Linked DNA regions of Homo sapiens: region 2 is linked to region 1. Evidence: chromatin loops called from intact Hi-C (ENCODE). Cell type or tissue: CD14-positive monocyte. All regions are shown on one strand. Each heading gives the region's core, and the rest is flanking DNA. Links, peaks and the distances in the headings are about the cores only. Region 1 overlaps NXT1-AS1 (NXT1 antisense RNA 1). Region 2 holds the start of LOC107985449 (a long non-coding RNA gene).

The links. A loop is a pair of places that touch in the nucleus more often than their neighbours do. Peaks named below come from ENCODE experiments on the same cell type or tissue, not always from the same donor. Only the 100,000 strongest peaks of a DNase experiment are listed, where the experiment ranks them.
Region 2: it touches region 1 in a loop (5-fold over the local background); 2 of 110 quality-filtered maps call a loop at or near these places.

Annotation. Positions count from the first base shown.
Region 1 is chr20:23,339,290-23,342,203 of GRCh38, forward strand. All of the region lies in intron 1 of NXT1-AS1 (NXT1 antisense RNA 1), which reads right to left. Among named protein-coding and RNA genes, the nearest start is that of NXT1, 10 kb to the right of the region's middle. RefSeq lists a silencer at 1,335-1,384. In CD14-positive monocyte, for the core only: CTCF peaks have their summits at 1,421 and 1,620; a DNase peak (open chromatin) is centred at 1,392.
Region 2 is chr20:22,916,200-22,919,113 of GRCh38, forward strand. It overlaps LOC107985449 (a long non-coding RNA gene), which reads left to right and starts at 503. Exons shown (of 3, transcript XR_001754537.2): 1 at 503-783. In CD14-positive monocyte, for the core only: no CTCF peak of the experiment used is centred there; no DNase peak of the experiment used is centred there; H3K27me3 peaks cover 2,094 bases.

The sequences.
Region 1 (2,914 bases), core at 132-2,631:
TACATCTCATCAACCAGATGAGGTATATGCCACAGCTAGTGGGAGAGAAAGTAGGAAGCATGGTCTTCAGGCTGAGTGGCCACACGCAAGTCAGGGTTCTATTTCCACAGGTGGAGGAGAGCATGGAGGTGACAGCAGCTCAAGGGTTAGTCACAGAGATGGGACTTAGGAAGAGATGGTTGAGAGAACTGTTATCCCCGTCCGAGAGGGCAGAGAGTTAGACAACAGTCTCTATCATTGATGGAATAAGAAGCAGAGAGGAATTACATATTTAAAGCTATAAAGGTCATCACTAGAACTAAATCTAATGAAATTAGCTAAGAGACTATTTTGTAAGATTCCATTGTAATAGTCATTGAAGATTGTCCAAAATTGATAAGTCAAGCAATTGAATTACAAGCTCATTATTTAGAATTACAGAGGTAACTGCCAAAAGAACAAAAACATAGGAACAGTTGCAAGTGTTTACCCCACGAGCCTGAATGCGAGGGAAAGCAAGGGGCAGGACAAGAGGTACCTGCTCTCCTTACAAACCTTCTATGCTCTTGGATCTCTGTACCACGAGTTGGAACTTTGGCTTAAATTTTTAAATTAAATTAATGCAGCCTCTGCTTCCACTCGAGGCTGGGGACAGAAGAGAGAACCACTTGGCCTGTTGCTGACAGCTGCCATCCCCCATCCCCATGAAGACAGGGCCCTCAAGGAATGCAGAGGGCAAGGCTGGGGAGGCTTGGGGCATGGCCAGCTCTCCTGTCAGGGTGCCCCTTTCCAACTCAGCAGGGATGAGAATCCTCATCACCCGGAGTGCCCTCCAGGGGCCCACAGCTGGGAGCAGGAAGGGATACTGGGAATATTCCACCTGGGATGACACTCTGATGTCACGGGAGAAGGGGTAGGGTCGTGGGGAGGGGCAGGATCTTCTCGATGCCCCCACCCCTCGCTGGTCATAGGCACTGGCTGGCAAGAACGGGCTGCCTGGGGCCTTGCGCCGGCACCCTGAGCTGATCCCCCACATGCCATCGCGGTCATCCCATTGTACACTGTGCATTCATCGCCTCGGAACCATCCCGGGACAAAGTGCCAAAGTCAGCCATTAGACCAAAATGCTCACCAGGAAGCATTTTTGAGACAGTACCTCAGAATTTGAAATAGAACCACACTAAAAGCTGTGCTGCTTTGGAGAGGCAGAGACCTCTGCTTTCCCAAACCGTTTCTAAAATATCCTAGAGAAAAACAAAAAAGCCTCTCTGAGCAGCCACCTGTCAAGACAAAGGAGATTATCTTGGACTTTTTAAATGCCCTATGTTTGATATAGGGAAGGAACACTTTGGTTTCTTGATCAGAAAAGGTGTCACTCAGATCCTGTCTACAACGCAAGCAGAGCGGCTCTTGTCAAAGGCTAGACCACCCTCGTGTGGCTGCTTCTGTGAATGGCAATTCAGATTTGAAGAGCAAGACAGATCAGACAGCTTCAAAAGCGGGAAAACTGGCTGGGCGCAGTGGCTCATGCCTGTAATCCCAACATTTTGGGAGGCCGAAGCGGGCAGATCACCTGAGGTCAGGAGTTTGAGATCAGCCTGGCCAACACGGCGAAACCCCATCTCCACTAAAAATAGAAAAATTAGCTGGGCAAGGTGGCACATGCCTGTAGTCTCAGCTACTCGGGAGGCTCAGGCACAAGAATTGCTTGAACCCAGGAGGTGGAGGTTGCAGTGAGCTGAGATCACGCCACTGCACTGCAACCTGGCAACAGAGCGAGACTCCGTCTCAAAAAAAAAAAAAAAAAAAGGAAAACTAAGCTCAACAGTCAAGGCTGAACTAATTGCAGAAGAGTGTAAAATAATAATTTACTTCATTAAAAAAGCTGCAGAGCACTTTTCAACCCAGGCTACTTTTATTCTCTAGTCAAGAGCAGTTGTTTTCAAAGTGTGGTCCCGGCTTTCCAGTATGACTAGAAATTGGTTAGAAATGCAAATTCTGGCCTCCCTTGGCCCTGCTATGTCTGAAACTTTGAAGCTAAGGCTCTGGCACCCTAGTGTTAGCAAGGATTCTGACGCTCCCTCACTTTGAGAACTGTAGTTTGCATTAGATTTGTTACTGTCTGGCACCAAAAGAGAGCTGTTAGCCAAGGCATTGACCCTTCAAGGGACCAGGAAAACCCATCTAGACATTCTTCAGGTGTTTCAACAGTGAGAGAAAGTCCTTTCTTTGCTCCCTAGCTTAGACAGAGTCCCCAGCAGCAGCCCCTGAGACAACAATTGCACTGCAAGCCACTTATTTGAGAGGTGATCCCAGGGGCACCTGTTGGGGTATGGGGATGTGAGGTAGGGCAGGGGGAAGCCAGTACAGGGGCAGCACTGCAGGTGCCTGGCTCAGTCCCTGGGGAGCTCCGGGATGATGCGGGGTGTGCCTCAGAGATGTCCTGCCTGAGGGACTGGAAGGGTTGGAACCCTCCAATTCCCATCTGTCCTTACTGAAGGATGCTCTTGGGTGTTAACTCTGGGCATTCCTGCCCTGCCATGAGTAAGGTCCAAGACTGTGGCCAGAAAACCCTGGTCTGGAAAGGAGTGAAGAGGGTATCTCACTGTCTGCTCCACTCAGCTTTCCCAGGCTGCAGGGGGAGACAAAAAGTGCTTGCCGCTCACTTCTGAGCTCTCAAGACTCTTTGATTCCTTATTCAAAGCCCACTCATCAATCAAGGCCTCTCTCAAGTCCCATCTTTGCCAAGCACCTCAGCATCTCCCACTTGGGAGCAGCCTCTCTCCGCACACAGACCAGCCCTCAGATCCATGCATCACTAAAACGTCTCTGCTGATGCTGGGCAAACCAGGGCCTCGCCCTGGGCCCACACGGCCTGGCCGAACACTGGGGAGAGAGCGAGAAATGAATGCCACAAAAGGGGCACAGGAATGTT
Region 2 (2,914 bases), core at 91-2,590, 420 kb before region 1:
TGGCTCTATTTTTGGTCTGGTTGGCCTCCTGCTGAGAGGTGGCACTTTCCCGAGAGTATCAGCTGCAGTAGTATAGAGAGGAACTTGTGGTGGGCAGGGCCCTAGAACTTCGAAGAGTATATACCCTTTGTGTTCAGTTACGAGGGTGGGTAGGCAAGGACCATCATGTGGGGGTGGGGCTAGGTGTGTCTGAACTCAGACTCTCCTCGCTCTGGTCTTGCTGCAGCTGCTGCTGGGGATAGGGGTGAGGTTCCCAGGTCAGTGGAGTTATGTTCCTAGGAGGATTGTGGATGCCTCTGCTGAGTCGTGCAGGTTGTCAGGGAAGTTGGGGAAAGTCAGTAGTCACAGGTCTCACCCAGCTCCCACGCAATCGAAAGGGCTGGTCTCACTTCCACCATGCTCCCCCTAACAGCACCAAGCCTGTTTCCAGGCAGTGGGCAAGCAGGCCTGAGAACTTGCCCCAGGCTACCCACCTCCCAGCTGCAACAGAAAGTAGGACTTTAGTTCTTTCCCTGCCTGTGGAGTCTGCATGCTGGAGGATTCGTGCCCTCCCCAAGTTCTGGCCAGGAGGCTTCTCCGCCCATTCAAATTGTTACAAAGTTCAGCTGGGGATTTCCTTCTCCTTGTGGCGTTTTCCCCACACCTCTGGCCACCCTCCTGAAGGATCCCTGTGATGACAGGCAGGAATGGCCTGCTTGGGGACCCAGCAAGCTCACAGGGCCTTTCCTGCTGCTTCCTCTACTCCTGTATTTCACTCAGCTGTCTACGTTGACTCAGCTCCAGGTAAGACCAGAATATTCTCCTGTAAACTAGACCTTCATTTTCCCCAGTGGGGGTGTGTGTTCAGGGGCAGAGGATCCCCCTTTCCCACTTCCACAGTATGGGCACTCACGGTATTTGGGGTGTCTCCTGGGTCCTGCAGGAGCAATTTGTTTCCTTTACAGGATCCGTGGGTCCTCTTGGATTTCCTAATTTATTCCTGCAGTCGTTCTGGAGCTAAAATTCATGATGTGAGCCTCCACACACTGCTCTGTCTGAGTCAGAGCTACAATCTAATAAGTAATAAATAAACTTTTTTATTTTAAATAATTTTAAATTTACAGAAAAATTGCAGAGGCAGTACAGACACTTCTGGTATACCCTTTACACAGCTTCCCATAATAGTAACATCTTACATTAACTATGGTACATTTTTCAAAACTAAATAATTAACTTTGGTACAATATTATTAACTACATTCTCTACTTTATTTGAATTTCACCAGATTTCCCATTAATGTTCTTTTTCTACTCTAGGATCGCCCACTGAATTTAGTTCTTCTGACTCCTGCTCTGTATTTCTCAGCCTTTCCTTGTTTTTCACAAACTTGACAATTTTGCGGAATGATGGTCAGATATTTTATAGATTGCACCTCAATTTGGCTTTTCTACATTTGGTTATGAATAGACTAGGAATATAGGTTTTAGGAAAGAATGTGATCGAAGTGTAGTACCCTTCTTATTATATCATATCAGGGAGTACATGATATCAATGCGATTTATCACTGGTGCTGTTAATCTTGACCATTGATTAAGGTGGTATCCGCCAGGATTTTCTACTCTAGGTGCACTATTTTCCCTTTCCATACTCTGCTCTTTGGAAGTGAGTCATTAAGTGCATCTCACATTTGAATGGAGGAGAAAGATTACATTCCACTTGTTGAAGGGAAAAGCACCTTCTATATTATTTGAAATTCTTCTGTAAGGACGATTTGTCTCTGCTCTCCATTTGTTCATTTATTCAGTCGTTTATTTATATTGTAATATTATAGACTCAAGTGTGTTTATTTTATGCTTTGGGTAATCCAAACACTATGCTATTTATGAATTTTTATCAGAACATGGATGAGGAAGTGCTTACTTAGGCTGCGGAGGAGTTGGGGAGGTCTATGTCTTAAGGGTGGTAGTGTCAGATAGAGCAGGAAAGAACAACAGCAGTATTAGCTAAGGGGAAATCATGCCTAATAAGATAGTTTGTCAATATGCTGGTTTCTGTTTTTGTTTTTGTTTTGTTTTGTTTTGTTTTTGAGATCTTGGGCTTCCTTTTCAATGTTGATCTGTTAAAGGAGACATGATGTGTGACTATGTCTGCTTCTATATTTGATAATGATTTACATAAAGAGAATTAAGAAAGGTGAGAAAAGTGGCCTCCAGCAAGATAGAGACTTGCCTGAGGTCCAAAAGCTAGTTGAGGACACAGCTGTGGAAACATCCAGATAATGTGCCTCTTTGGTATCTAAGCAACAGCACTCCTAACAGCCAGTGTACACACACAACCCTGTGCTCCAAGACAGCTGTGTTGAAGACATCTTTGAAGCTGTTGTATTCTTCAGTTATGATAGTAACATGTTCTATTATTTTTTCTTGTGAAAGGGGGTTGAATCACCATGTGTGGCTCATGCTCCCCTAATCCCACATGTGTGTGAATGTGCATGTGTGTGAACCTATCTACAAGTCTGGATGTTCCTCAGAATCCTTGAAATCAATAACTGAACTCACTGTCTTCCTGGTGCCCTTCTACTGTACTTTCTATCTTGATCAATGATGCAATCATTCAATCAGGCTCCTTAGAAAGAAATCAGAGTGTTATTTTTGTATTAATCTCTACACATTTTCTTAAATTCTGCATTAGGAAGTCCTGTTGATTCTATTTTTTAAACACTGATTAATACCTCCCCTACTTCTCCATCACTACAGCCCCTTGTAAACCATGACTGCCTTTCATTTACATCCCAAGATTGGGTCACAACTCAAAACTCCTGAGTTTTTCCACTCTCACTTCCACTCCACTGATGCTTCACTGTACAGCTGCCAGGCAACCCATCTAAAGTTCAAGATGCTCAAGCCATTCTGTGCTTAGAAGCATAGGGTGGCTC